Regions from separate parts of the Mus musculus genome. Here all the other regions are linked to region 1. A link is a loop called in an ENCODE intact Hi-C map of the cell type or tissue named here. Cell type or tissue: left cerebral cortex. All regions are shown on one strand. Each heading gives the region's core, and the rest is flanking DNA. Links, peaks and the distances in the headings are about the cores only.

Evidence for each region. Peaks named below come from ENCODE experiments on the same cell type or tissue, not always from the same donor. Only the 100,000 strongest peaks of a DNase experiment are listed, where the experiment ranks them.
Region 2: a loop joins it to region 1, with 2.0 times the contacts of the local background. A loop is called at or near these places in 26 of 42 quality-filtered maps.
Region 3: a loop joins it to region 1, with 2.7 times the contacts of the local background. A loop is called at or near these places in 6 of 42 quality-filtered maps.
Region 4: it touches region 1 in a loop (3-fold over the local background); 6 of 42 quality-filtered maps call a loop at or near these places.
Region 5: a loop joins it to region 1, with 5 times the contacts of the local background. A loop is called at or near these places in 4 of 42 quality-filtered maps.
Region 6: a loop joins it to region 1, with 3 times the contacts of the local background. A loop is called at or near these places in 6 of 42 quality-filtered maps.

The regions. Positions count from the first base shown.
Region 1 is chr15:73,718,155-73,723,572 of GRCm38, forward strand. It overlaps a transcript of Ptp4a3 not described here. Among named protein-coding and RNA genes, the nearest start is that of Gpr20, 13 kb to the left of the region's middle. In left cerebral cortex, for the core only: a CTCF peak has its summit at 2,793 (motif pointing right); DNase peaks (open chromatin) are centred at 2,791, 3,476 and 3,750; H3K27ac peaks cover 353 bases.
Region 2 is chr15:73,784,787-73,790,204 of GRCm38, forward strand. It overlaps Mroh5 (maestro heat-like repeat family member 5), which reads right to left. Exons shown (of 11, transcript NM_001368162.1): 9 at 5,184-5,306; 10 at 4,433-4,512; 11 at 2,150-3,247. The coding sequence ends at 2,920. Among named protein-coding and RNA genes, the nearest start is that of Ndufb4c, 22 kb to the right of the region's middle. In left cerebral cortex, for the core only: a CTCF peak has its summit at 2,525 (motif pointing left); a DNase peak (open chromatin) is centred at 2,511.
Region 3 is chr15:73,578,262-73,583,679 of GRCm38, forward strand. It overlaps Slc45a4 (solute carrier family 45, member 4), which reads right to left. Exons shown (of 8, transcript NM_001033219.4): 8 at 1-3,869. The coding sequence ends at 3,504. Among named protein-coding and RNA genes, the nearest start is that of Slc45a4, 44 kb to the right of the region's middle. In left cerebral cortex, for the core only: a CTCF peak has its summit at 3,056; a DNase peak (open chromatin) is centred at 3,072.
Region 4 is chr15:74,534,124-74,538,123 of GRCm38, forward strand. All of the region lies in intron 2 of Adgrb1 (adhesion G protein-coupled receptor B1), which reads left to right. Among named protein-coding and RNA genes, the nearest start is that of Adgrb1, 20 kb to the left of the region's middle. In left cerebral cortex, for the core only: CTCF peaks have their summits at 1,609 (motif pointing left), 1,814 and 3,399 (motif pointing left); DNase peaks (open chromatin) are centred at 1,671, 2,621 and 3,370; H3K4me3 peaks cover 429 bases; H3K27ac peaks cover 3,938 bases.
Region 5 is chr15:73,423,737-73,429,154 of GRCm38, forward strand. It overlaps a transcript of Ptk2 not described here and the pseudogene Gm10362. Among named protein-coding and RNA genes, the nearest start is that of Ptk2, 3.3 kb to the left of the region's middle. In left cerebral cortex, for the core only: no CTCF peak of the experiment used is centred there; a DNase peak (open chromatin) is centred at 2,292; H3K4me3 peaks cover 953 bases; H3K27ac peaks cover 2,386 bases.
Region 6 is chr15:74,540,354-74,544,353 of GRCm38, forward strand. It overlaps Adgrb1 (adhesion G protein-coupled receptor B1), which reads left to right. Exons shown (of 31, transcript NM_174991.3): 6 at 43-207; 7 at 465-638; 8 at 1,177-1,341; 9 at 1,436-1,537; 10 at 2,903-3,009; 11 at 3,155-3,349; 12 at 3,924-3,992. Among named protein-coding and RNA genes, the nearest start is that of Adgrb1, 26 kb to the left of the region's middle. In left cerebral cortex, for the core only: no CTCF peak of the experiment used is centred there; no DNase peak of the experiment used is centred there.

The DNA.
Region 1 (5,418 bases), core at 826-4,825:
TGACTGTATCTTGTCTTCCTGTCACCACATTTGACCCTCACGACGGGGTTCCTTCCTGTTCTCTGATAGCCCAGCTTGTACTTCATCACCCCACCCCACACCTGGCGTATCTCCCTTGAGATGGTCTCCACTTTCCTGCAAAGGGCATATTTATTCTTTGTCATGGCTGAATAAAGCCCCACTGTGTATAAACGCCACAGTTCTTTATCCATTCAGCTGCGACTCCGTTGTCAGAGCAGATTCCTTTGTGTACACGCCCAAGATATGGCATTTGTAGAAGGGCAAAACATACCCCAGGGAGGCAGTTGGCCTGTCTGAAGTCGCACGGCTGGGACCTAACACATGGAGGGTTTCCATGTGTGCACGGGCATGTACTGGTGTGCTCTTGGAGGGTTGAAGGACATGAGGCTTCTGAACCAAGGTGGAGAGGTGAGTGGGGAGGTGCAAGATTAGGGTGCCTCATCTTAGCCACTGATCCATGAGTCTTTAAGGACCCCCTCTGCAGACCCATTGAAGGAGCCTTGTGAGACCCCCTGACCCTCTCAATTAGCTGGTGGGGCATACTGAACCCTCCAGCTTCCATTTGGACAGACCTGACCCCACTGACCCTCAGAGCCCAGTGCAATCATCACTTGGGAAACATGAACCCCTCTCTCTCCAGCACTGACTCTTACACCCATTGAGGACTCAGTGTCCCTCCTAATGACCACCTGTGGACAGCATGGGAGGGTGGCACTGACACAGTATTCTGGTTTCAGTGGTTGGACAGGTGGTGGGCACCACTTGAGAACATGCCGTGCTTGTGGTATATAGAAGGCAAAAGAATGGGGTCTCTGGCTGACATCTGGGGTCCTGACACCTAAGAGCTTCAGATGGGGTCCTGGCCCCTGAGGGTGGGGTGCAGGGATGTGGCTGGCCAGCTCCCTCATGCTCGCCAGCAGCTAAGACTGTCCTGGGGGAGAGTTCTAGTGATAACGGAAAATGGAGATCCCCTCTTAGGGCTCTTAGTGGCATTCATAAAATAATGTAAGAAAAACTCAAATGGAAGCTTGAGGATAATTTTATTAGAGATGAAGCAAAACGAAACAGCCGGGCGATGGAGGTCACACCTTTAATCCCAGCACTTGGGAGATGGAGACAGGTGGATCTCTGTGAGTTCAGGGCCAGCCTGGTCTACAGAGCGAGTTCTAGGACAGATAGAGATACAGCTAGGATAAAACTCTGCCTTGAAAAGCCACCAAAAGCAGCCAACCAAACAACCAAAAACTCTTCACCACCACCACCACCACCACCACCACCAAACAGGACAGGCAAATTGTGAATCTTGGCAGCTACTCAGAGCAGGAAATGGAGGAAAAGCCAATTAGAACCCCACAGAGGTCAGGCACACAGTGAACAAGCATGTAGGAGAGGGGATCTTTAGATAAAGGGAAGAGAGCCCATGATGTTGGGGAAGCTCAGAGTGTTACAAAAGCATGCTTAGAGAGGAGCTAGAAGGAAAGGGAAAGCCATGAATTGTGGCAGACTTACAAAGCCTCATGGTTGTGGTCTGGTGAGTTCTGCACTGGGGAGGGAATCCGGGGAAAGGAAAAGCACGTTATCTCACGAAATGAAGTTATTCTGTACATCTCTTTGGCACCGTCCAAAGTGAGCCTGCCTTCCTAGGGGTAGTCCCTCGGCCAGGTTAGTGTGTTGATCCCGCCCAATTGAAATGTTAGGTATCTACTCAGGCCAGAGATTCTATTCTCCTGACCAGGAGGTTTTTATTTCTAAAAATAAAAACCCAATATGGACTCCTCAGACTTTACTGGGCTCTGCTTTGTTCCTCTCTACTGCCTGCTCCAGGCTGGACCCTGGACTCCAGAGAGCTGTGTGGTGCCTTAGGATCCCCCATAAGAGGGTAGAGATTCTCTGAAACTTCAGTGCTCTCTTTTGGCTGTGCAGTATTCACAAGTCTTGGTAAAGCATCTTACTGCTTAGCCTTAGAGGACTGGGTAACAACCAGCCTGGAGCTATTCCGAGGGTTGGGTCTCAGTGCATACCTAGAGTGGTACATCCTATGGCCAGAGTGATCTGTGGCTGTACCTCCCTGCACCTTAGCTTTCTGTCCTGAGTGGGTGGTGGTAGAGACCCTGTGTTACCATATTGCCTCTCACTGTCCTCAAAGCCAGCCCACAAGACAGGTTACAAGTGACAATGAGGTAAGAACGCACCAGCGGTTCTCAACCTGTGGGTCATGACCCTTTCGTGGGGGTTGAATGACCTGTTCACAGAGGTGGCCGTGGAGCACTGGAAAACACAGATCTTTTTTTTTAAATTATAATTTATTATATGTTAGTATACAGTGTACAGCTGTACACTGTAGCTGTCTTCAGACACCCCAGAAGAGGGCGTCAGATCTCATTACGGCTGGTTGTGAGCCACCATGTGGTTGCTGGGATTTGAACTCAGAACCTTTGGAAGAGCAGTCAGTGCTCTTAACCTCTGAGCCATGTCTCCAACCTGAAAACACAGATCTTTACATTACGATTTAAACAGTAGCAAAATTACAGTTATGAAGTAGCAATGGAAAGAATTTTGTGGCTGGGGATCAACACAACATGAAGAACTGTATTAAAGGGTGGCAGCACTAGGAAGGCTGAGAACCACTGCCCTACACCCTTTCAGGGATCTTGAAGTCACAAGATTCTGAGTTAGAATCACTCCCTTGGAGGGCGAGGACTGAAGGGCAGGAAAGCCAAAGCCAGAATGGTCCACATGGTCGGCTCTAACCAGAACAACCACAAGGGGGCGCTAACGTGCCATGTCTCACACTAACACTGGCAGGCTGCAGCATGGTGGGCAGCTTGTGTCTTGGCATCTTCATGGGCAGGAGCCTCTCCTCAAAGGGTACTTCCAGATGCTGGAGCCACCAAAGACGGTGTCAGGTGTCAGAAGAGGCCAAGGGAGCAGGAGGTTGGGACACACCTGTCCCTTCCCCTCAAGGAGGCTCAATTGTTCCTTTAGGATGCCCCATTTTTTTTTTTTTCTGGATGCTCTGACCAGAGGGGACTCTCTGGGGACTCCCTGCTCTCTGCCTGCTGAGTGTCAGCCTCCTTCCTGAGAGGAGAGCCTGGACATCCAGGCACCCATTTTTACTTATCTGCTGTGTCTACTGACTGGCAGACACCAGGAATGGTCTACTCTGAAGCCTAGCCCCATATGCCTTCCTTGATGCTCCTAATTGCTGGACCTGAGGTATCTGAGTGGGCTGTCTGGCTTCCGTCTATACCCTGAACTGGGCAACCTGTTACAATGCTCAACAAACATGTCGGGGAGCCAGCAGGTTCTAAGCTTGCCAAGGGAGTTCCTTCTGCCCCTCTCTATGAAAGGATGCAAGCTCTGATGTCCCCTACCCCTTACTATTTCCTCTGGTAGCCTCAGAAGATCCATGTGCACAGTAGTTACCTCCACGCCACCCCATCTTGGGAAGGGAAGCATCTTGGTCTCACACAGGAGCCAGCCATGTTGCTGTAACACTTGTTCAGTCTCAGCCTGCATGGGCTCAGTGCTTCCTTTCCATGCCAGGATGACTGACAGACATCACCATTTCTTGACGCTTGATCATGCACAGGCATCCCCGCTTCTTGCCTATTCTCCACTTGACTTACAGAGAACATTGGTGTGGATGCTCATGCAGCCCAAGAGGGAATTTCCCAGAGGGCTTTGAGCCTGCATCTTGGAGGCTGATCCTAAGTCTAGCCAGCCACAGATGGTCCACTGCATCTCTGGCTGACTATCTCCGTATCGTGGGATCCCAAGCCAGAACTGGTCTGTTTGGCCACAGACCTGCAGCTAACAACAGTTTGGCTGTTTCAGGCTACTTGGATGTTGTTTAACTGCCATTGCGACTCATCGCGGCACAGCTAAGCCTCCGATAAATGAACCAGCACAGTGGCACAGTTACACAACAGGGGACCCAGGAACGAGCCATACTACCATGATCTCTACAGTTCTTCTTTTGTGCTGCCCCAGAGCCTTGCTTCCCTCCAGCTGTCTCTGCTTCTTGTCAGGGAACTGCTGCCCGCTTCAATCCCCTTCACAGCAGCAGGGCCTGTGATGGGGGAGTTGGCTTTAGTCGAGTCATCATGGGAGAGGAGGGACCCTAAGTGAGGAAGCCAATACAAGTGTGCTCCTGAGGTTTCCCTGGTTATAAAACTCCAGGGCACATTTTCCAGAGACAACAGGAGACCTGGGGATAGATACCCCAGGGTAGCAGGGTAAGATGCTGGGGTGTGTTTCTACTGCTGGCTTCCCTGCTCGTGGGAGCTGGCCTGAGGCCATTCCTTTTGTACTTCAGGGCTCCTACTATAAGAGGTAAGACTCTGTCCGTGAGGGGAAGGCTGTGTTCTCTAGAATGGCCACACCCACTGAGGTTAATTAGGACGGCTATGGGAGGTGGCTCAGAGCAGGTACCACATTGCACCTCATCCTATTTGAATCCTCTCTGGCCTTCTTTTTACCACAAGCTCTTTGTCTCTTTGCTCACGCCTATCCACAGGAAGGATCCTTATGGATTTACACTAGAAGAGTGTGTCTTGGGTTGGCAAAAGCAAGCAAGTATGGCGAGTGCTGTCTTGCTCCGTCTTCTCCATGGCCCTAGGATTAGAACTGTTAACCACCACTCTCTCTAGAGATGGGAAGACAAGTCAGGGGTTACATCATGCAGCCCAAGGAGGGGGGCTCAGAAGTCACTTCTGTGGCATTGGCCTTACAATTTCTCCAACCCCCCCCCCCCATCTGGATCCTGTGTCTAGCTCAGCATTTCCCCAGCCAGGGCCCCTCCTTTCTAACCTTGCTGACCTGGGGCCAGGCCTGGTGGCCGGAGGTAGTAGCTTCCTGGAAATCCACTTAGCATTGACCTCATTCCCTGTCCTCTGAGCTAATCTGCTGATCCTGCTGTCCCCGAGGGCAGGTAGCTCTGGGTCTTCCTGATCCAAATAGGTTTAGTGCAGAGGGCAGGATGCTTTCAGCGGGGCTATGTCTGTATCTGCGGCTTCTGGAAGGATGGCTCTGACTCAGTCTCTGCCTTCCCCTTGCCCAGCCCCCATCTCACCATCTCTCTTAGTGTAGACTAAGCCAGCCTAAGGTTCCCTTTACCACGGAAACCTCAGGATCTCCCCCCCCCCCCTGCCCCCGTTACATTCCCGCCAGTGCACCTTCTTTTCACTCTGTATCCCCCCGAACTTCTGTCAGGGACTCTGTAAAACAGGGCTACAGAGCTTCCTCCAAGGAAAGAGGTGAACTTTTGGGACTTTGGATTTGATCAAGTGCATGGTCCGGCATCTGCAAGTGTCTGAAGCATTGGCTGGAAACCTTCAGGTTTGTACCTTCTCCTGGCCTCTGGCTGCCAGGACCTGGGTGAGATGGAAATTCTAG
Region 2 (5,418 bases), core at 717-4,716, 67 kb after region 1:
TGAGGAGCTGGGGAGGTGGTGCTTACACTTAGGCAGTGCTTATTGTTCAGGAATTTGAAGAGTGTTGTGCATCTGTGCACTGCCCGTTGTCGCTCATGAGTCTTCTCTGATGTTAGCCAAGTGTACAGATGCTGTAAGGTGGATGTGATCAGGGGCTTTGCCAGACCCCCAGAAATGGCCACCCCTGCCCACCCCTCAGAGCAAGGCTCTCTGGTGTTTCCCAAATGCAGGTTCAGCTTCTTCTGTTCCCTTGTCAGTCTCTGTCCCTAGAACCACCCTTTAGGGCTACCTTCTTCCTGTGCAGCAGGAAGCACTTAGCCTGCTGGGTGCCAGGTGGCCCTTTCTAGAACCTTCTGCCATGCGCATAAACAGGGCTGCACTTGCCTCTGGTATAAGGGGGAAAATGGTTTAGACAACTGCGTGCTGAGAGACTGAGTGGTCAGCTCATCTAGACACAGGGTATTTAAAGATAGAGTGGCCTAGGAATGGGTGCAGAAACCATTGTGACTTGCACTGGTAAAAGCCATTGCCACCTGGGCACATTCCTAAAGTGGCACACTACCTCGTCGCTTTTGGAGCTCTCCCTCCTGACTTCCACCTGTGCACACCAGGGCTTGGAGCTCCTGCTTCTTTTGACTTCTTGATGAAGCCCTGCCCCTGCTGGGCTGAGCCACACCATAACCCACTACCCTCCAGGCTCCAGTGGGCCAAGTTACCTCTACTCTGACCTACAGAGCTTGCTCCTGCTTCTCCCTGGCCCCAGGCTACTCTTGTGGGTCCTTCTCTTCTCAGGGATGGCTATGGTCTTCATTCAGGGCTCTTTAGTGAACTTCCATTGGTCCCGACCTCTGGCCTTGGTGGAGCTGGCCTGTCTTCTGGGCCGAGGCCCTCCTCCTAAGTTTTTACTAGCTGCTGAGTGGTCTCCCTCCCACAGACACCTTAGCAGGCAGATGAGGTGGTTTGTAGGACCCATGTCCTCGAGGGACACTGAGGCATGGGCACAGGTGGTAGGGGAATCCATTTCTTTAGCAGATCTCTTTCTGGCCAGGCTGATGGATGCTTCCCTGCCCACTCCAGATACTCCAAACCTCTAGACATGTGAAGCCTATTAGCCAGGTCTTGCTACCTGTGGAATGTCCTCTTTGGGACTCTTGGGCCAGAGCTGGGTACCCCTGCCCTGTCCCCAGCTGCCGGAAGCCCTCACCGACAGCAGGATGTGGAGTTCATTGGCTGTGGGGTTCTGCATCATGAAACACTGCAACATGTGGTCCAGGGCCTCCATGGTCTGGTAGTACAGTCTCTGCATAAGAGAGGAGGTCAGCCAGCTCCTGTGGGGATGACGCCCCAACACTGCTGCAGTACCCAGGGGCACCCACTCTCCGCATGTGTTCAGGCTGGGTTCCTACAACTGACAGAGCTCATTACTCTGTTTGCCAAGAGGGCTTGCCACACAGGTATGGATACCGGTTAGAAAAGCCTTGGGAACCCACCCATGCCTTCAGGACAATTCAGTCCCAGCAGTGCTGGCTCCATAGACACGTAGACATGTGACCAGGGCTGTCTTGCCCCAGGATCCCAGGGTTAAAGGGATGTTATTACTGAAGTAATTTTTCCTCCTGAAGCTCTTAGCAAATTTTAATTTTATTGTTTATTTAGCATGCGTGTAAGCGTGCATATGTGTGCATGCATGCATGCAGGCAGGCAGCAGCATGTGTGTGGAAACCAGAGGGCAACTTTCAGCAGTTTGTTCTTTCTTACTATGGATTATGGGATCAAACTCAGGCCATAGAAGTTGAGTGACTTCTATGTAGTAGTCATCCCCACTGGTCCTCTTAAAAGGTTTTAAAAAGGACCTGGATAAATACCTTTCCCTGGTCCTCAAAAGATATGGCTGATCGTTCACGTAAGGACCTTCAACAGTGTTTACCACTGGCACGTTCAGGGAAGGGTGGGGCGGTCACAGAAGTGCCCAGTCAGACTCTCATGAGTCCATTAGGAACTCTGGCCGTTTGCTATTTGGTGACCTGCGGAGATGGCTCCATTTCTTAGGTCAACGTTCCTGCACAGAGGTGACAGGCAGCCAGTCCCAAGTGATAGGACAGGAGACGTAATGAGTAGCATCAAACAGGAGACTGGGTCAATGCTATTAGTTCCCAATGTGGACACCAGTCCTTGGTTGTATTTTCTGCAGCATCAAGTAGTCTTCCAGTCACCAGTTGCTTTGTAAGATGTAGAGACAGAAACGACTCTATCACCACCTTTTCCCAAAGGGCCCACCTGTCCACACAGCTTCATGGCCATATAATACATGTAAGGCCCTTGGGTAGGGTTCAGATCTTGGCATCTCACTAGATTCTTTTCTTCTGAGCTGTGTACCCCTTGCTCCCAAGTAACTGTGGGAAGGGTACACAGACAGCCTGGTGGTGCCTTTGTTCCACAAAGTGGGGCTTACTTCACAAAACTGACCTGCCCTTTGCTACTGACATACCTGGTCGCGACTATGCCTGGCAATCTCATGCGCCCTCTGGTGGTAGCCATGAGACATGGCAGGTATCTTTTCTGCAAGGCTTGCTAGTATTGAAGGGGCTGGACCAGGTGAGACCTGAATAGTAGTGACCCAGGCAGGCAGGTAGGTGTGGTGAAACAGAGCCCACCTTCAGGGAAGGTGACTCCCTAAGCCACCTTAGTGTGGTAGGACAAGTTCCTGCAGTATCAGGGAACACATTCCTTTGAGAGAGCCATCTCCCCTCTTCTGTGAATTCCTTGGGTTGGTTGGCATGGGGCTTGGAGAGAGGGAAACACAGTGGTGACTTCTTTGCCTATGCTACATGGACCTTGTGTCAGCAAGGAGGCTATGTGTACCATTACATGTAGAGTTCCTGAGCAGGCGCACCCTAGGTAAGCTACCTGCCTTAGTAATCATGGCCCAAAGTGATCATGGACCGTGTCCCAGGGAGGCAAATGGAGACCCAGAGCCTTTAGGCAACTACCCAGGGCCTCCACTCTGCCTGCGGAGTGGCCAGCGTTGGCTCTCCATTCAGCCACACACAGTGGACTGAGCCTGATGTCCTGCCAGAGTCTCCCGGGCTTAAGTGCAGGCCGCACCTGGATGTTGATGTTGGGTGGTTCCGTGAGGAGGCAGGCCTGCTTCTCCAGGTCATCCAGCTGAGGCAGGGTAAAGATGCTGCGGAAGCAGGTGGAGAGGAGGCGGGGTTTCCTGTTCACATCCATGGGCGGCCTCAGCGCACTGTTGGGAGGGTAAAGGACCCTGAGGGCCTGGGATTGTGAAGGCCGAGTTCAGGGTTCAGGAGTCCCCTGTCGTCTGCTTCTGACAATGCAGCCTTTTGCTGCCTCTACTTCTGTCTTTTGTTTATTTTTTTGTCTATGTACATGGGTGTGTTGACTGCATGTACACACATGTGAAGATGTCGGATCCCCTGGAAAAGGAGTTACAGACAGTTGTGAGCTGCCATGTGGGTGCTGGAAATGGAACCTGGGTCCTCTGGAAGAGCAGCCAGTGCTCTTAACTGCTGAGTCATTTCTCCAGCCCCAGCCTTCCCAGTCTCCTACTCATGAACGCAAGCACACACTAGCTAAGGGCCTGCTGAGGTGCCATCCCTGTAGCAATGTACCTGCAGGGCTCACTGACTGACTGACTCATCCATGCAGGATTTCCTCAACAGTCGCCTTTCAGACATCCGCAGGCCATGCCCTGGACTCTAGCAGAGCACCAGGCTTATAGGAACAGTCTACGAAGCAATACCCTACCAACTGTCAATCAACTTCCTTCAGCCAGCGCTGGGGCTCCTACCATGAAGACGTTACACACAGTCTCCCTGTCTCGCTTCCTGCTTCCGTCTCTTTCAGCACTTTTCTCAGTCCCGTGTGGTGTATGTATCCCATCTCAGGGCCATGTTTGGAAAACAGAGGTGTTTGCTGCTGGCTTCCGGCTGTGTCCCCAGACACCATGCAGGGCCTAGCAGTGACTGTGCGGCAGGCAGATAGGAAGTGAAGGCTAGCACCTGGGAAATGCAGTCAGAGTGGATAGCCACCCAGCTCCACATGCCACCCTGCCAAAGGTCATGTGGATCGCCTGCTATGGTCTGTGAGTAGGCAGCTGTGAGCCCCCTGGTCTATAATCTCCTTCGTGGTCTGTGGATGGAGAGATAAACTGGGTCCTGCATCTCTGGCTCTCTAGATCCAGCTTCACTCCTTTTCCCTGGGGCTTGGCTGGATCTAGATGCTTGGCCTACTTGAGTATTGGTGAGGGGGGTTGTCTCTGTGGAGTGGCTGTGCTCAGACTAAATGCTCTCTGTGACCTGCAGTGGCTTAACTGCTCTGCCTTGCAGGGCCTTGATGCCTGACTTCCTTCTACCTTGTCCTGCTAGCAGCCTGGGCAGGGAGTTGGCAGTCATCACAGACTGCAACCTACCAGAGGCTGGAGACAATATGGATGGCCTGCTGGCGGATGCTGGTGACCAGTGTGTCTTGCGGCTCTTTCTCCATCAGTGTCTGTAAGTTCACGGGAGAAGGTGCAGAGGCTAGCAGACCCCACCTCTGACACCAAGTCTTATTACCACTCCATGCAACCTGGGTGATGCTGCTGCTTGTCTTTAGCCACCTTGCAGTGAGATCTGGTCCATCCTTATAGAGCCAGCGTGGTCTCTGGTGCAAGACAGGTCAGGTCTGAGCCCTGAATACTGAGTCCTAGCTGCCCGGCCCTGGACTAGCTCTAAGCTGCTCTGCCTCTTTCTTCCTTAGAAATCATTCCACTTTTCTGTTTGATCTCAGGCAGGGGACAGGACCCAACCTGTTTTGATCAATGGCCCTTTGCTCCTGACACTACTGCCCAGCTTCTTGTGCATTTCTCAATATCCCAAAGAATCTACATGGGTACCCAAAATCCGAAGTGATTGGTCTGGGACCCAAGCCAAGAAATTAAGCAGAATGGAGTGTGTCGGCCTTTCTGGGTCTCAATGGCACTGCCTGTACTGTGGCCATACCCGGTCTGCTCAGGGTTCCAGCAAGACCCAACTAACTCGGGGTATATGGAGTATTTCCTGTGTTTGCCCTTTCCCAGGTCTGAGGGAGGAGGCTCCCTGTATCTAAGAAAGCTGCTGGTCTGAGAGAGGAAGCTCTGCCTAGGAGGGCTGCTCTGAGGGGCAGGCTTCCTGTGCACATACCATCAGACACTCCAGGAGCTCACTAGTCTGGGAGAACTCGTAGCTGTGGGCACCTTCGTTCCGGCTGATGGCTCCCACCAGCATCGTGATAGCAGTAAGGAAGCTTTGCTTCAGGGTCTCATCCTGTGTAGGTCAGGCCCCAGGGGACAGATCAGGCTGAGAGCCAAGGAGCTTGTGGGAGAAAGCAAGAAGCGAGGCCGAGGCCACCATCTTCAGGCACACTTGAGTCAGGGTG
Region 3 (5,418 bases), core at 752-4,751, 140 kb before region 1:
ATGTGAGGTTGATGAGCGTCCGGTTTCAGTAGATGTTTTAGGATACTGACCTGTAGCACACATAGCCATGGTTGCTGCTCCCGCACAGACCACCGGCCACAGACAAAGGAAGCCATTAACCCCATGGGTTGCAGAAGCCAGTGGTACCAGGGAGATAAGGCAGCCAGGCTGCAGCTGATGGGAGGGGTCACCACACCTTCTATGACATCTGGGCCACTCCAGGAGGCTACTATCCAGATCCTGCTCTGTCACTCCCAACTTTGTCCAAACCGTCCCTCACAGGGCCCTGAGGATCTCAAGGATGGGAGTCTGAGGGCTGTGCACCTGTCGGTGTGAATATTCCAGCTGAGACCTCAGGCTAAGAACAGATAATGTCTCATAGCTAGCTTTCCAGATACCAGGAAGTGCCACCATGCCATTCTGCCCCCAGGCTGTGGACCACTTAACGGCTTGTACTCTCTTGCAGGCAAACTTTAAAAAATGTTTTGACTTTCACGGGAAAGAGAAGCGGGCTCCCTTCCGTTAGTAACCTGCGTGCAATTCTGTGGCCTGGGACCAGTGGAATTCCTGCTAATCCCCTACCACACAGGTGCTTTTCACGGCTAAATCCCAAGGTATTACAAAGCTAACTCCTCCGTTTGCATCCTCAGCACTGGCCACAAATGGGCATCTGCTTGACCCTTCCAGTCCCCTGGGTCCACGGAACCCAACCACCTTTCCTCTCGAGATCATAGGCCACGGAAGAGCTACTCAGGTGCACTCTCTGGGATGGATCCCAGTGCCCGTGAGTGCTGGGTCTGCAAGTCCAAGTCAGGAAACAGAAGTACCTGGTCTGGTCTGAGCAATACAAGCTTTGGCATCACCCACTGCAAAGCCAGCCCTCCTCCCTTGGCTTCTTTAACACAGAAGCAGTGGCCCTGATAGTTGTCCATTGGTGGCATCTCAGTGAGGGAAGGGCTAGGCAAAAGGGCCTGGCTACTTGTGTACCCTGGATGAGACAACATCCACCTCAAGGCCCATGGTTCACTATATTTATCTGCAAGGAAGCCCAGAAATCAACTCTATTATCACCCTTGGGTCTCAACCCAAGGGCCCTCACACTGGCCAGACCCACAGACAGAGGCCTTTGGATGCAAACATCTAACAGGCTCAGGTCTTAAAAAGTACCAGATGTGCAGCCTGATCTGACAGCAACAAACAGGCATGCCTCTGGCTCACTGTTCTTACTGGTTGTCAGCATTTTACTGGTGGCTTTGCCAAGACCTGTGCCATAAACACTGTCCTTGTGGTACTTCAGATTATGGTAAGTGGAAGCCATGGCATTTTAAGGTCTGGACCACTGTTTGGGGCGATCCTATTATCTCTTGCTCCTATGGGTGTGGTCTCTGCTAGACCCCAACCCCCCTGTCAGTTATTCAGCTTCAGTGGGGAAGGTCTGCAGAAGCCTTTGGGTGGGGTGTTGTGAGCAGCGTGTGACTAGGACCTCACACTCATTTTGATGGTTCCAGGTTTTCCCCACTTAAGTGTCCTATGCGTCCTTGCCTCCCTCTGTCCTCCTATGGCAACGTGGAAAAGCAGGGTGCCTAAAAACAAGAGGCTGTAGTCCTTTGTTTCAGGAATGAGGGAATACCATCTTAAAACTATGTTGCACAAGAGTGACCTGCTAAGGATGCTGGTTGGAGGGAGGAGCCCAGAAGTGCCTGCTTCCCCAAAGAGACAGAGCACCCCGCTGATGGGGCTGAGCTGGCTGGGGGCTTAGCACTGGGACTGTGTTTGGGAGTCCAACTTCCCCTACCCAAGAAAGAGACCTGCAATTCCATTCTCAACGGGGAACACAGAAAACACTGGAAGGTGGAGACAGTTCTCTGCAGGCATAGGCTCGAGGGAAGACCCAGGCAAGGGGAAGGTACCCTTGTATCCTGAGCTTGCCTCTGCTTCCCAGATATAAAACACTAAAGACGACAAAGTGCCACCTGTGTGGGGAATGTGGCAAGAGAGCCCAGGCCAAGGACATAAACACAGCGTTCCTTTGAAGACACAGAAAATTCAAGTAATTTATTTAAAAACTGCTTACTTTCATCTTGAAATATATATGTATATATATTTGCTTTAGAATGCTCATATTGCAGCATGATTCTCATGCACTTTAAAGTACTTTATGTAAAAACACCAACCGAGGCAACAAGAGCACGGCTCTGACTTCATCTGGGTACCATCCAGGGAGGTTCTCCCTCTCCTGAGTGCAGACCGAGAGACTGGAGTTGTTAAACAGAGACGTCGTTGGAAAGTCTTTACCCACAGCCGCACTTGCTGAGCCTGCTTCCCTGAAGCCCAAGTTCTGCTCGTGTGCAGAAAGCGGACACTGCACGGATCTTGGGTCAGCAGCCCGCCTGCTCAGGCAGGATCTTGGGTCAGCAGCCTGCTCAGGCGGATGCTTGCTGTTCTTTGCCTTCATCCCACTCCAGTGACCATCAGCAGAAGCAGGTGATGAGCTTGCAAGACTTCAGTTAGGTTCCAGCGAGGATCAATGTCAGCAATGTGGTAGGAGGTAGGCTCGGCCCCTTCCCGCGCCCTGCTCTGATGCCACTGTCTCCCACTCTCGAGGTAGCCGTGCAGCAGGACTCGGGAGCCGATGCTCACCTGGAGGAGCTCTGTGCCTGATTTCCAGCCAAACGTGTAGAGACAAGCTGAAGTGTCCCACGGAGCCAACAACTGCCCTGTGGTGGCTTCTGGGGAAGAGCACGAGGGTAGGGACTGGACAGACAAACTTGCACACAAGCACGCAGGAGGCACACTGAGAGTTCACATTCAGCCCTACTGGTTGGTGCTGTCCCTGGGTGGGATGTCTGGAGGCTGCCCTGGGGAATGGCTGCCTTCTGCTCAAACACCTCTGGGACCTTTCCCCAGCTTTGGTGTGTGGTCTCAGCTGTGCACAGGATTGCGAGCCTAACTCGCCAGAGATGATGTTCTTCTAAGAAAACCACAGTTGTGAAAAAGAAAATACTGTTTCTAAAATAAACAGAAAAATACTCTGAGGCGCTGCAATACCAGACTGATGCTGAAGGTGTCTCCAACAGACACCTGCTGGGCAATCTGGAAACTACGCTGCTGTCTGCTGCCTTCAGATGATATCTGCCAAGGGAGTCAGTTTCTGCACTTCCAATTACTGGTTTAGAAATGCAGACCCTTATGTTTTCTAAATTGCTTATTGACTATGCTGTGAATATTTCACAATTTAAAACATGCAGAATGATATACCTGCAGAATAAAAGACAGCTGAAATTAAGTTCTTTTTCAATAAAAAAAGATTTCAAATGATTTTTTTTTAATCGTGGGAAAGGTAAATTAGTGTGATATTTTTGTCTAATAGCTCAAACCTACCCTACACCTAACACCTACTGAACTTGGACTGTGCTCTGGGAAGGAACTCCAGCTCGCATGGTATGGGCAAGCCTAGCCCCCAGTGCGCCCTGCCCTCCAGTGTGGAATGTACCAGCGGGGGCTCACACCATGGACTCCGTCTCCACCAGCCCCCGAAGGCCCCCTTTCCGAGACAGCTTCAGTACAGTGGGCTTCTCACTGCCCGCTCCACCCTCGCCTTCGCCAGCGGGCCCTGAGGACAGGCCTTTCTGTTCCTCCTTAGGTTCCTCTGACACCTCAGGGTAGATGACCAGGAATGTGGCTGTCAAGAAGCCCAGGAAAGAGCCTACAGAGGCCACTATGGGGATGACAACGATACTATTCACAGCGTCGACCACGCCCCCAAGGGCAGATGCAACCAGGATCTGGGAGATGTAGACCTGACAGGAGAGGATGGCGCAGTCAATGCCAAATCCACGCTTGGAATTCCCCGGACTGTGGTGGACATACTGCAAGGGAAGGGACACAGGTGTGAGGGCACAGAGAAGGCGGTCTTCATTAGTACCTCAAGGCTATGCGCACTGACTGCACTGAGGGAGAAGACACACTCTCCTAAGCTAGGCAGCTAGCAACTGGATTCCCCAGAGCCCAGCCTGGCACTGGGCATTAAAAAGAGAGGTAGAACATTATGGCTCATAGCGGGAAACACAGAAGTAGTTCTACAACCTAATCAGGACCTTATTCCCCAGAAAACTACCTCCAGTCCTAAGAAAGAGAGGCAGGGCAGACATAGGGGTGCCCCCCCTTACTCTGAAGATCTCCTTGGAGAGCAGGGAGCTCTTCACTCACATGCATGTGGGCTCAGGTGACAGAGCAGGGAACACCAACCAGGCAGTTCTATTTGTTCATGTTTCTTGAACAACATGAACATGTGCATGCCTGGCACAACATGGCTATACTCACCCCCAAGTCTCCAAAGGAGACTTTGTCCTAGAGATATGAAGGCCAATCTACCCAGAAGATGGAAACCACAATCAGATTTTAGACTTGTGTACACCATAGTCAGAGGGAGATTTTAAAGACACCTTGCAGACACCAGAAAGAACAGAAGAAAAGCCCGCCTTACTCAACCGACAGAGGCCACAGGGCGCACCACCCATTTCACCATATATGGGACATGCTGGGCCACAGATGGTATAATCAATCAATTTAAGGGCTGAAATCACATATGTATGCTTTCTCTAATTTTAATTATTAGAAACCAATCTACTACTACTATCATTAAAACTCCAAAATGTCAAAAATTCACCATCATACTGAATAATCATGCTGAATTCAAATCATGGGTTCAGAATAGAAATCAAGACAAAAAAATCTGTGTACATAGGGAGACAGATGTCAGCACAGGTGTCTGTCTTCCTCTGCCACTCCTCACCCTGTTCTCTGAATAGGGTCTCTCACTCAGAAGAGGGTGGTCTAGGCTACGAGCCCCAGGGGCTGTCTTTGCTCCCTGGCACTGGGGTTATAATTATGGGCGCATGCTACTATACCCCAGGTCTTACCTGGGTCCAGGGTATCTAAACTCAGAGCCTCATGCTTGGATACTACCTTTATCTACTAAGCTATTTCCCCTAGACCTTAGGAAAATCTCTGAAAAAAGATTTTTTAAAAAGTAATACAGTATCTGGGTGTGGCTATCCGTATTATGGATCTCAGCACTCAAGAAGCAGAGGCAGGGGGACTCTGTAAATCCCAGGCCAGCCCAAAGATACTAGTGAGACCCTGCCTCTGAAGGAAAAAAAGAAAAGCTGTATATTGAAACCTCTAGGTGTACATGACAGCTCATGTCTGTAATCTTAGCACTCACTAGATAGAGACAATAAGGTTTCTGGGAGTCCAGGCTGAGCTCATAGGAATTCTTGACCAACACAGGCTACAATGTGATCACAGAGGTGACCCTGAATAACAGAGCGGAGCAGCTCAGGATGCGTGGCATCAAGACCTACTACAGAGCTTCCTACTTTAAAGAAGAATGAACCACACCTGCCAAGAACAGAG
Region 4 (4,000 bases), core at 1-4,000, 820 kb after region 1:
GTTCTTGCGTGTCACTGTGTGTCATCGTGTGCTGCTGTGAGTGTGGCCCATGAGCCCTTGTATATCTCTCTGAGTTTGTCCCTGTGAGTGAGTGTGTCCTGTGCCTCCCATGTGTTCCCATGACTGTGTTCCTGTGTTTCCCTGTGAGTATCCTTGGATGTATATGTTCATGTGAGTGTATTCCTGTGAGTGTTATTGTGGGTGTGCATTCCAGCATATATTTGAGCCCTAGTGTGTATGCATTGCTAAATGTGTCTGTGTGCACTTGCCTGAGGTGGAAGGCTGGGTTGAGTCTCCTGGTTGAGTCAGGGTGTGCACATATGCTACACCGTCCTAGGAACCCTGGAATGCCCAGGGGCTCATGACTTCCTAAAGACTAAAGCAGATCCCCTCACTGTGCCTGCAGCCCTGGTTCTCCTTGGCCAGGGATTCCCCCAAATTCTATGCATCTCTGTCCCTCAAGACACCCAAGAGGAGGTGAGGCAGTGTGTAGCAGTAGAGGCTGAGCCTAGGGGGAGCCTCTAGGTGTGGTTTGGGCTTCATTGGAGTTTGTAGGGGTGACGAGGGTAATAGAGAGGTACCATGGTCCACTATGAAGATTCTGTTGCCATCTTGGCTCTGTGTGTGTGTGTGTTCGTGTGCACATGCACACACACACATTTTAGAAAAATATAGAAAGCAGGCTTAAGTGCACATCATAGACAACTCTCCTAGAAGGAAAGAACAGGATAGGGTCCTGTGGAAATGCTGGATGTGGTGAGTACCATCACCCACAGGGAAATTCCCATGTGCCTTAGCTCATACTGTGTCACCTGTCTCAGCTCTGTCCCAGAACTGCACCTGCTTGGACAGGAGCAAGAAGTCCTTGTGACCTGAACTTGGGTCATGCCTCCCACGATGATGGGAGGAAGGTCAGCAGCCTCTGCCACCCACTCTGCTAACTGAGAGGACAGAGGCCACTTGTCTAAGGTCTCCAGCATAGACTAAATGTTTTGAGCCTTTAAATAGGCCCCATCTCAGGACAGGGAACACCCAGCAACAGGAATTTCCTACAGATGTGGCTTGCTTGCTCATCTAGTGCCTTGTTTCCCACCCCTGAGAATTGGGGTTGGGACAGTACTCGTTTGTAGAGTTTGCCTAAGGGGGCTGTGTGGCTATGGGGGATCAGGGAGGCCAGGGCTGCACAGTCGACAGTAGACTTGGTAACTGCTCTCTCCATCTACCCTGGGATCTGAGTGCTGTTCCCTGCCAACCCTGACAGTTGCTGGCAGCTTGCAGCTGGCTGAATCAGGATCTGCCCAGTGAAGGGCTGCAGGGACAGGTTCCTCCGCAGCCCCTGCTTGTACCCTTAGTGTCTCCCTTGTTCCTGGTCCAGGAGCTCCAGACTCAGCTGTTGGGACCAGTGTCTAAGTACTTTGTGACAGTCCTGCTCCAGCTGGGTCCTGGGGGGTGGGGGTAGGGGTGGGGGCAGGGGTCTTGCTAGCCCTCTGGGCCAGGACTGTCCCTGGATCTGCCATGAGTGTCTGGTGAGCCAAGTGGCAATGTGCAGGAAAGCTCTGCTGTTCGACCTGCTGGAGTAGGGATCCCTCTGCTGGACGAAGTTGGAAGTGCATGATTCCCCTCCTCCAAAGGGGATCCCAGGAACTGGGGAGAGACTGGCTGGGGGAGGAGGGATCTCTTTTCTTCTCCCCATTTCGGCCCACTTGGGGTGCAGGATCAGGGGAACCCACCACCTTCAAGCCAGGGCATTAGGGTGGGAAGAGTACCAGAGCCTCTTCAGTACACACCCTCCCTCCTGGGTGGCCGGCCTGCCTGGCCGATAATTGGCTCTATTCATGCCTGTAATGAGATGGAAATGAGGCCGCCAGACAGAGGAAGCATTGAGCTAGGAAGAATGACAGCTTCTTTCCGGGCCTGGAGGGGCAGCCCACCCCTGAGCCCTGCCTGCTCCTTCACTGCCCCCTTGTGCCCACCCAGCCCAGACGCACCTCTGTGTCCCCTTGTGCCCTTCACTGGCCCCGGGGCTTCTTCCTTCCTAAAGCTCCCTCTGGCATGGATGCTTTCAGTCTGGGCCAACATTTATCATGTCAGCTGTGTGTGAGGACACACATTAAAAATGAAAATGATAATAAAAACAGCAGTTACCATTTTCTGAACATTCATTAGTGGAAGGAGTGTGGGCCACGTTGGGGAATCAGTCTGTGGCTGAGATCAGGGCCCAGTATGTAATGGAGGATCCGGGATCCTCTGCCTAGCATCCAAGGATCAGGGACAAGTGTACAGGGCCAGATGCTGGTTTGTGACCAGGGCGAAGAATCAGTAAATGTCTAGGATCAGGGTTTAGTATACAACCACAGCCAGGACTCAGTGTATGACCTGGAGCAGGGTTTAGTGAGACCAGAGTCAGGGCTGGGCCAGAGGAGGGCATCTATCCTCAGTCACAGGGTCCCCTCTCCCCCAGCTTCTGATATGCCCCACCTCTTCTCTCCCCTCCCCCTCCCACATCCTCACCACCTGGGTCACCAAGGTAACCAGCCCCGAAATAGTGGGTGTTTTGGCAGCTGAGGCCTAACCTGGGTCTATCCTGAAAGGCTGTGTGCTGCAGTAGTTGCCATGGGAACTGAGTGGCATCCTCCGATTAGCCCAGCTTGGACACCCTCTCTCCCACCCACTGCCAGTTTTCACATCACTCAGGCTTCCTTGTGGGGGCTGGGCTGGAGCAGTGAGGGGGCACACGCAGGATACAGAACCCTGACCCCACCCTGGGCCTGCCTCAGAGACTCCTGGCTCCTTTGTCTGGAAGCGCGCAGTGGGAATATGGCTGCAGCAGGTGAGACTCCTGAGGCTAGAATGCTGAACCATGGTTGGTCCTGGCAGGTGGCCTTCCTGGGCTGGCGGGTGGGGCTGAGATCAGGAATCAGATTTGGTTCAAGACCCAGAGTCTGACCTGGTTGAGCTGTTCCTGCTTGTCCTGAGCTAAAGCATGTGACCAGCGGCCTCATAGCGGCCACCTGGGCCTGTCCTGTGAACAGCTGCTGTCCTGTCTTTCCTATTATGCATGTGAGGCTGTGCTGGAGACTTTCTGCCTGCTGCTCTCAACTTTGTCTTGGTGGGGGTATCATGGTGTATCTTTTCCTGTACCCTAGTTGTGCCCTTGACCCCATCCCTGGGACCTTCGGGTGAAGGTGAAGATGGTATTGATGATATAGCTACTACTCAGATCTTGCAACCCTGACTCCCTAGCTTGGCACCTTGGCAGAACTGGAGGTTTGGGGGCTCTGCAAGAGGCATAGGAACCTGGAAGGTGGCCCTCCGAGTCCTACCCATCTCAGAAGAGTGAGCGCTCACTCACTAGAGGGCCAGTCACTCACTGGTATCCCAGCGCCCCCTGCTGGTCCATCTGAGCACAAGCAAGGGACGCTGGGCCAGCTCTAGCGGTGGTCTTTTCCAAACCCTCTCTTTTGGGCTCTTTGGGCAGATGATAAGGCCCAGGGAGATGACCATGATCCATGGGGCCATCAGGCAGGTTCGTGCACATTCTGGAACCCACCATCTCTAAGTTCTCAGCTCAGACAGGGCCTCTTTCTACCATCGTGCCAACCAGGTTGGCAGCTCAGAGTGGCCTAGACCTGCTTTGCCCAGTAGGTGGGCGGATCTGTAGTCTAAGGGAGGTTCCAGGCTACCAGTAATGGGAGTGGCTGTTCCATACCCTGGCTCTGAAGTGAAGATGTGGAGACCTTGGCAGTGACCTCAACTGAATAGGAATGCCAAGGAACAATCTCGGGGGTTTGAAGACAACAACCTCAGGGGTTTGACCGCCCATGGAAAGGCTGGATTCAGGTGTTTCTGAATGGTGGCACACATCTGTCACCAGTCCTCACACTAAGAGGCAGCATGGGGTGAGCAGGAAGTGACTATTTACTCAAAAAGTCAGCCTGGGACCACGGTAGATACTTATCCCAGACCTACCTATGACCTCCTGGCTCAGGGCAGACAGCAA
Region 5 (5,418 bases), core at 683-4,682, 290 kb before region 1:
GAACTTACCACGAAACGTGAGACTGGGGGGACACCTTTGCCTGAATCAAGCAGGTGGCCCTGTCCTTCCGAGCCGTGCCTAGTTTCCCTGAGTTTGTTTTTGTGCAGCAACCCTACGGAGAGTCTTAAGCAGGAAGTGGTGACTGATTTGTGATCTCTGAAAAAAAAAAAGGAAAAAAATCACTGGCATCCTTGCGGTAGGAAATGAAACCAGAAGCGGGGAACTTTCATTTTTAATGGTGTCATTTTGATCTTCGACCACAAGCCAACGAGCAAGCAGGACAGGCAGTGAAAGGTGAACACAGAACCACCAACCACTACATACCTGGGAGCTGTAATTTACTCAGGTATAATAAAACGCTTTGAGTTGTCGAGATTTTGCCATATTTTAGTGTTTCTTTTTTATTGTTTTTTTTAATGAAGTGTATTAAACTTGGATTTGAACTAGTAGTGGTGGTTATGTTTGGGGGTTTTTTTTTCTCTCCCAGATTTATTTATTTTATTGTACTTGTGTGTTTTCCTTGAATGTATATATGGGTATCACACACATGCCTGGTGCACGTGGAGGTCAGAAGAGGGTATTGGATCTCTTCTGAAATTAGAGATAGTCGTGAGCCAGCCACCATGTTGGTGTGGGAATAGAATCTAGGACCTTTCCAAAGACAAGTGCTCTTAACCACTGAGGGATCCCTCTAGCTCTAGTTTTATTTTGTTTCGTTCTTGTTTGTTTGTTTGTTTGTTTGAGATATAGTTTCATGTAGCCCAGGCTGTACTAAAACTTTCTGTGTAGCTGAGGATAGCCTTGAACTCCAGCTCTTTCTACTTCCATCTTCTGGTGCTGGGATTACAGATTATGTCACAATAGCCAACCTATAGTGTTTTTCTGCACTTAAAATTAGAAGGGATTATGTCTCTGTGTCACCTCTAGCACTTTTTCTTCGGCCCCATGTTAGTTGTCACTTCGGTAATGTCAGCTGACTACTTTGAAACCCGAGCCACCCATTGCCCTGCTGAGTGTGCTCCCATCTAGGCTCCTTGCCTGCTTACCCTGTTGTCTCCAAACCTATTGTTCAGAACAGTTCAACACTGCTCTTGTCCGTCTCTCGATTGTCTCTGCTCTGGACTTCTAGATTCATAGAACAGGGACTTTGTTTTGTTCCCCAGGCAGTCCCTGGCACACAGTAAATATTTGTTGAGTGGGTGAATGAAGCTTTGCATGGTGTAAAATGAGAGATTATTATTTAAAGTATCAGAAGGATAGGGGGGAGGGGCTTGGAGTGGTGACACAAAAGGGGGTTTGCATCAAAAATGGCTTTGTGAGGAGAGGTAGCACTCTGCAGTGGACTGAAAAGGGTCACCGAGTCTTTGACAGGCCTCCCAACAGGAGGCAGAATCTGAGTTTTCACCCCTTGAATCTGCACAAGTCTCATACTTTGCTTTGATCACAGTGATACATCATAGGTGACATGGTGCTGATCACAGGATACCCAAAGCTGTTTCTTCTTAACCCTGACAAAAGAGTGAAAGTTGGCCTCCTAAGCAAGCCACATGGGACCCTAGCAGCAAGCTGCCAGCCTCTAGGCTTGTGAGCGAGGCTATGCTGAGCCACCCAGCTCCAGCCAAATGGTCAGTCAATAGCAGCCTCATGGGGCCTTCAAAGACCAGTAATGTCCAGCTGAATACAGTCCGCACCTCCAAATTGTGTCTTGTGTCTTAGTTACTTTGTCAAAACACCATGACCGCAGCCAGGCATTGGTGGCACATGCCTTTAATCCCAGCACTTGGGAGGCAGAAGCAGCCAGGTCTACAGAGTGAATTCCAGGACAGCCAAGGCTATACAGAGAATCCCTGTCTCAAAAAAAAAAAAAAAACCAAACAAACAAAAAAAAAGAAATAATATTGCCATGGGAAGCAAAGAGCTATTACAAAACAGCAGAGTGTCTGCTGTGTCAGTGTGGCTGACAGATGGGAGAGTAGTATCCAGAAGGCTGTCCTCATATATCCTATAATAGCCTCATAACCCTGCGGGTGACCACCTGTTATCGATATCCCCACTTCATGGATGTGAAAGCTGTGTCTCAGGATAAAAAGAATGAGTCAGGTAACAAGGCAAAAATTCAAGGCTGCTTCCTTCCAACCATATAGTCTCTGCGCCTGCTTTTCTCTCTCTGGGTAATCAGCCACACTCCAGCCACCCGCACTCTCGCTCCTAGAGCAGCCTACTGCACTCAAACCCCTTGCAAGAAAACAAAACAGCCAGCCCAACTTGGCTTCTCTCTTCCTGCACTACATCAGATGGGCCAGTACTTCCCTGGCGTGGGAAGTCTTCAGGAAGGGCTTCCTGTATTCCAACAGCGCAGCTGCACAATCCCCCAAGCAATTCCACTTGAAATGCCCATCCTCCCCCAACTGCCCAGAGCTTCCTCCTAGGAGAGCTCTCTCACAGTGAAGAAGCAGAAACGGACATTTAACAGTCAGGCGAGGCAGTGACACACACTCTGGAGACAGAAGCAGGTGGATCTCTGAGTTTGAGGCCAGCCTGATCTACACAGTGAGTTCCAGAACAGCGAGGGCTATTACACAGTAAAACTCTGTCTCAAGGGAGGACACTTAGATAGACACTGAGCAGCCTGCATTTTTGCCCAAAGATGCTGGAATGAGAGACAGTGAAAAACGAAGATCAGATGTTGGATCACAGTTTGGTCTAGCAATGACCTGTAGCAGGGGAGGATGGCCCTTATAGTGACAAACTAGGGAAAAGAGCAGGAAGCAAGGAGGACCTCAGCAGACCCGGATTGCAGCCCGACCATCCTCATGTGACAATCCAATGGCCCTGAACAAGCTGACCACCCTCTCTGCTTACTTTCTCCTCTTTAAAATGGGGAGGTTGGAGAAGGAGTCTGCCAGTGCAGGAGCTGGAGCTGGCAGCTTTGCGATGCTGCTGCAGCAGTTTGTAAGCTCTTTGTTTCCTTCCTTGCTTCACTAAGGACTGGCAGCCTGTCCAGGCCCAGCTGTGCTCCATGCATCTTACCATGGGCAGCACCACATCCTAAAGATTAAAACACAAGAGGTAGGACTGGGAAGATGCCTCAGTCAGAATGCTTGTCAGATGAGCTCAAGGACCTGCATTCGATCCCTTGTTATCCAAAAGCCGGGCAGGGCAATACCTACTTCTACTTCAAATGCTAGGAGGCATACACAGGGGACTTTCCTAGAGCTGGCTGACTGACCAGATCCAGATCAGTGAGACGCCCTGTTTCAAAACACAAGGTGGTCAGTGCTTCATGAATGACACCAGAGACTGATTTCTGGCCTCCATATGTATTTACACACACACACACACACACACACTTAGAATAAAAACCAAAGTTTGAGTATGTTCAATATGTACACATCAGAAAAGTTTTCCACCAGCCGGGCGTGGTGGCACACACATTTAGTCCCAGCACTTGGGAGGCAGAGGCAGGCAAATTTCTGAGTTCGAGGCCAGCCTGGTCTACAAAGTGAGTTCCAGGACAGCCAGGGCTACACAGAAAAACCCTGTCTCGAAAAACCAAAAAAAAAAAAAAAAAAAGGAAAGAAAGAAAGAAAAGTTTTCCACCAAAGGAGGGTACATTAAAGGCAATGTGATCAAGAGGATATTTTCTGGCCAGATGTGGTGATACACACCTTTAATCCCAGCACTCAGAAAGCAGAGGCTTGCCTGGTCTACATACTGAGACCCTGTCTCAAAAAGAGAAAGTTCATTTTCCTACGTTTATGAAATAAGGACTTGTATATCTTACAAATGTCTATTTAACAAAAAGCTAAGTAAAACTATGATGTATGAATATCAAAATTTTGTTAAATATGAATAAGGCTAGAGTTTTGTTTTGTTTTGTTTTTTGGTTTTTCAAGACAGGGTTTTTCTGTGTAGCCCTGGCTGTCCTGGAACTCACTTTGTAGACCAGGCTGGACTCAAACTCAGAAATCCTCCTGCCTCTGCCTCCCAAGTGCTGGGATTAAAGGCGTGTGCCACCACCGCCCGACTAGGCTGGAGTTTTCTTTGAGACAAGGTCTCAAACTTATAACCATCCTCCTGCCTCACCTTTCCAAGTACTGATGTTACAGCTCTAAGAAGTTCCTGTGGCTCCTTGCCATGCAGCTGATGCTTCCAGACTTGTCTGTATCTCACAGACAAGAGACAGAAGAGCTGGGTATTTCTAAGGACACCACCCAGCTTACCAGTGCCCTCCAGAGCTCACCTGGCTGCGACTTTTTTATAAGAATATGTCCAGTGTGTTTTTGCTTTTTGATGGACTATTTTTTTTATGTGTATGTATGTGTACACTGTAGCTGTTGTAAGCCTTCATGTGTTGTTGGGAATTGAATTTAGGACCCCTGCTCCACACCAGCCCAAAGATTTATTTATTTATTATTATAAATATGTACACTGTAGCTGTCTTCAGACACACCAGAACAGGGCCGTCAGGTTTCATGACAGATGGTTGTGAGCCACCATGCGGTTGCTGGGATTTGAACTCAGGACCTTTAGAAGAGCAGTCAGTGCTCTTACCCGCCGAGCCATCTCGCCAGCCCTATTTTTTTTTTAACTTTATCTGCCTTTATTTTATGCTGAATTTATTCCTGTGCCATGAGTTTTTGTTTCTTCAGTTTCTTCTGGGATATCTTTTTCTTCTGTGCAACCTCCTCTTCTGGCTTTGGAACGATCTGTTCCTTCTCAGTGAGGATCATCTCAATGTGGCAGGGGGAGCTCATGTATAGGTTAATCCGGCCATGAGCTCTGTAGGTTCGTCGGCGCATCTTAGGTGCCTTGTTCACCTGGATGTGTTCAATGACTAGAGAATCTACGTCTAAACCCTTAAGTTCAGCGTTACTCTCGGCATTTTTAAGCATGTGCAGCAAAAATTCAGCACTCTTTTTTGGCCACCGACCCTGTGTCCAGCCCCACTGTTTGGCCTGGGCGCACTTACCAACTCCACCATTATACCGCCAGAATGGCACACATTGCTTCTTTAAAGTGACATCCTTCAGATACTTGGTGGCTTTGCGGATATGCATTCCCTTGATGGCCTGGGCAGTTTCCCGGGTGTTCTTAAAGTGAACACGAAGGTTTGACCCTCTTGATTTGCATGATTTTGTGGGGTTTTCTGGGTCAAGAGAGTAGCGAACCATCTTGGCAGGTGACCGTAGAAGCCGAGCCTCGGACGTCCCCGTTCGGTCCGAGCCTCCCGCAGCTCCGCCGGTGGCCTGGCCCCGTCACCCATGCCCGCCCCCTCTCGCTGCTCCGCAGCCTGCACCTTGATGGACTATTGAGGAGTCCTGTTGGACATTTTCTATGGTAGTCCAGTAGTGACATTTGTCTGGTGTTCTTCCCATGAAAACACAGGTGTTATAGGCCAGTATGAAGAAGACTCCA
Region 6 (4,000 bases), core at 1-4,000, 820 kb after region 1:
TCTGCGCAAGGGGACCAATTGTGGCTTCCTATCTCTCCATAGTGCATGGAGCCTGGGATGAGTGGTCACCCTGGAGCCTCTGCTCCAGCACCTGTGGCCGTGGCTTCCGTGACCGCACTCGCACCTGCAGGCCCCCTCAGTTTGGAGGCAACCCCTGTGAGGGTCCTGAGAAGCAAACCAAGTTCTGCAACATTGCTCTGTGCCCTGGTAGGTGAGAGGGAGTGAGTGGCAGGGGGGGTGGGGTGGGAGATGGACCCAGCAGGCCACTTGCCGGTTGCGGGACCCAGCTTGATCCACCTCAGGTTCATCTCAGGGTGCTCAGAGGTTAAAACCTCAGACCACACTAGTCTGAGTAGTCCCAGGTGGGTTGTTGCATGGTGCCCCTGGGGTGTTCTTATGTGTCCCAGGCCAGGCCTTGGGGTTCTGGGTATTCACACCAGCTTCATGTTTCCTTCCTCCCCCGGGCCGGGCAGTGGATGGAAACTGGAACGAATGGTCCAGCTGGAGCACCTGCTCTGCCAGTTGCTCCCAAGGCCGCCAGCAGCGGACCCGAGAGTGCAATGGTCCTTCCTATGGAGGCGCTGAGTGCCAGGGCCACTGGGTGGAGACTCGAGACTGCTTCCTGCAGCAATGCCCAGGTCAGAATGCCCTCTCAGGGCTCAGGGGGACAAAGGGTGGGGCCCACTGGGGAGGTATAGCCGTTGGGGGTTGGTGTAGGGTGGAAATGGAGCTGGAGTTCAGGTGACGGTGTCAGGATGAAAGTACAGGGTGGTGAAGGTAGAGTTGGGGTTAAGGGTAGGTGGACAGGTCAGGGTGCAGGATAGGGCTTGGGGGTCAAAATACAGGACGAAAATGGGGGTTGGTTGCAGTTTAGAGTGGTGGGGGGGGTGAAGTGTTAAGCAGGTTCAGGATGGAGTCATGGAGTAAAGGTGACAGGGTTCAGCTGCACATGAGATCCGGCTTCTTTTCAGAGTCAAGCTGATTTCAAACCTCTCCCCCATTGATCTCAATTCTCTGTCTCCTCATGGCTCTTTGCCCAACACTCCTGTGCCTTTTGTCTCTGTCCCATCCCTATGTCTCTGTTTCTCTATATCTCCCTGACCCCACTTCCCTACTGATCCTGGGCCCTACCTGCCCTTCCTGCCATCTGTGCCCTGTGTTTGGCCACCCTTGCAGTGGATGGCAAATGGCAGGCCTGGGCCTCATGGGGCAGCTGCAGCGTCACATGTGGAGGTGGAAGCCAGCGACGGGAGCGTGTCTGCTCTGGGCCTTTCTTTGGGGGAGCAGCCTGCCAGGGGCCCCAGGACGAGTACCGACAGTGTGGCGCTCAACGATGTCCTGGTGAGACCTTTCCCACTGCATTCTGGCTCAGAAGGATCAGGAAGAACTGAGTATCACAGCCCCTCACCCCTGTCTACCTCATGGCCCCTTGCAGAGCCCCATGAGATTTGTGATGAGGACAACTTTGGGGCCGTGGTCTGGAAGGAGACCCCAGCTGGAGAGGTGGCTGCAGTCCGGTGTCCCCGCAATGCCACAGGTAAGAGTAGTTGTCTGAGAATTCCTTTCATCTTTGGACAGCTGTCCCCATAGGCCTTGTCTGATACCCAAAGCTCGTGTTGCTCCTGGCATCCAGGACATCATGCCAACTATTGTGTCCTGAGTCCATGCATAGCAGGGCACATACCAAGCCTTCTGCTCGAGAGGTCTCTTTGAGTATACACAGCTCTGTGATCCTTCTACCATTGCCCCTGAATAGCGGGAAGCAGGCAGAGAGCAATCAACATACCCTGGGTTTGCAGTCAGCAGGAGGGCCGTTGCCTTTGAACACCAGTAGTTATAATCCTATGTAAGCCCGGGGGCGGGGGGGGGGGGGTGTGACGGTACTTTCAGAGAATAAGAAAAACAGAATGGGCGCCATGGGAAAGGAGCCTGCCCAGCCTCATGCACTGGTCTTGAATGTCACTTTGATAGCATGTGGGTAGTTTCTGTACCTGGGAGGCCTCTGGGAGGGAGGTTGGGAGTCCAGGTCAAACCCCGACTCTGCTATCTTTCACTATATTACTTTGGGGAAGTGAGTTGGTTTCTCTGAGCTTCAGTTTTCTCCTCTATAGCATGAGGACTTGGGGTGAACCTTTGCATTGGGCTGCTTGCTGTGGGCAGTGGGTAAATTGGCCCAGAGGAACAGGGGAGGTGGTGGGTACTGAGTGTTGAGAACCATGCTTGCTGGCCCCATCCTTGGCTACACCTTCTTGCTGGCATATAGAAACAGAAGAAAGGCAACACTCATCCCTCACGGCGCCCTTCCCTGGCCTCTTTCTACATTCATGGTTACACCGTATTCTCCTCATTTCTGCATCAGGCCACCCTATGGTTCCTGTCTGGTAACAGGGCTTGAAACATCCCGTGTGGTTGTCTTCACGTATTTATATACTCTTCTGTCCCTGCTCAGAAGTCTTCTGGGGGCCCTTCTCTCTGAGAGTGGAGCTTTGTGTTTTGGGGTGTTGATTTATTTGGTACCAAGTGGCCCCTAAAGGCTGTGTCCAGGGCCAGGAAGCCACCTGAAGTTCTGTGAATGTGTCATGATATGGCCAGGGTCTAGAGGACAGCTGTCCCTAGGTCTCTAGATTGCAAGGGACTCCAAGAGTGGCTCTGGCTGACCCCAGAAGCCCCTGGTTGGCTGAGCATCCCACCCTCACACAGCAAGGTTCCTGAAGATAAGGTACTTGTTAGGCCCCCCAGGATCTGGAGTAGGGCTGAAGTTTGTGGCACACAGGAACAAAGCCAGCATGGCCTGTTTCTAGGTCCCTGGGGTCCCAAACAGAGCACTTCTGCCTGAGGGTTGTGGGTAGGATCCCCAGAGCTTCTTGGTGAGCAGTCATGTGAGGAAAGGAGGTTTCTCCAGGCCTCATCCTGCGCCGCTGTGAGCTGGACGAGGAGGGCATCGCCTTCTGGGAGCCGCCCACCTACATCCGCTGCGTCTCCATCGACTACCGGAACATCCAGATGATGGTGAGGTTGACCCCAGGGGGCTCCAGGAAACCATCCCCACTCTTTGGACACTCTTTGGATTGGGGGCTGTAGGAACCTCCATGCATTGGAGGTCCCTGGCCCTGACCTGGCTGTGACAGCATGAAGCTCTTTTCTACTTCCCCAGACCCGAGAACACCTGGCAAAGGCTCAGCGGGGGCTGCCAGGGGAGGGGGTCTCAGAGGTCATCCAGACACTGCTGGAGATCTCACAGGATGGCACCAGCTACAGCGGCGACCTGCTCTCCACCATTGATGTCCTGAGGAACATGACAGAGATTTTCCGCAGGGCTTACTACAGCCCCACGCCAGGGGATGTGCAGGTGGCTCGGGGTGGGGGAGGAAGGGACAGCTCCAGCAGGGGACACTTGGGGAACTGTCAAAGGAACCAACCTAGACCTCAGCCAGAGATTAAGTCCCCAATGCTGAGTGTGAACTGGGCTGTGACCACATACCATAATAATAAGCTTTAAACATGGTCACACACTGAATCCCGGCCTGGTCATAGGATGGTTTCTGTTCCAGGTCATGTACTGAGTCCTGATTCTGGTCACAAACTCTGACCTTAATGAAAGTCTGGGTCCTGTCCTTCGTCAAAGGTTAAGCCTTGACCCATGTCATACTGGCCGTAGATTAAATCAATCATGCTGGAATCTGCTCACACACTGAGCCCTGGCCTTGGTCATATATACACCCTCACTCTAATCGCATACCGAGCTTTGATCTGTTTCTGTCTACACTCTGTGCTCTAATCCTGGTCACTAACTGAGTCCTGATCTTGGTCATTGGTTGAGTAATGGTCCTAGTATAAACTGAGCCTTTACCCTAGCCATAGGCTCAACTGTGATCTTCCTCATGCACTGATATCTTGTTCCATTTCTCTGGTTCTAATTCCAGAACTTTGTCCAGATCATCAGCAACCTGCTGGCAGAAGAGAACCGGGACAAGTGGGAGGAGGCGCAGCTGGTATGTGT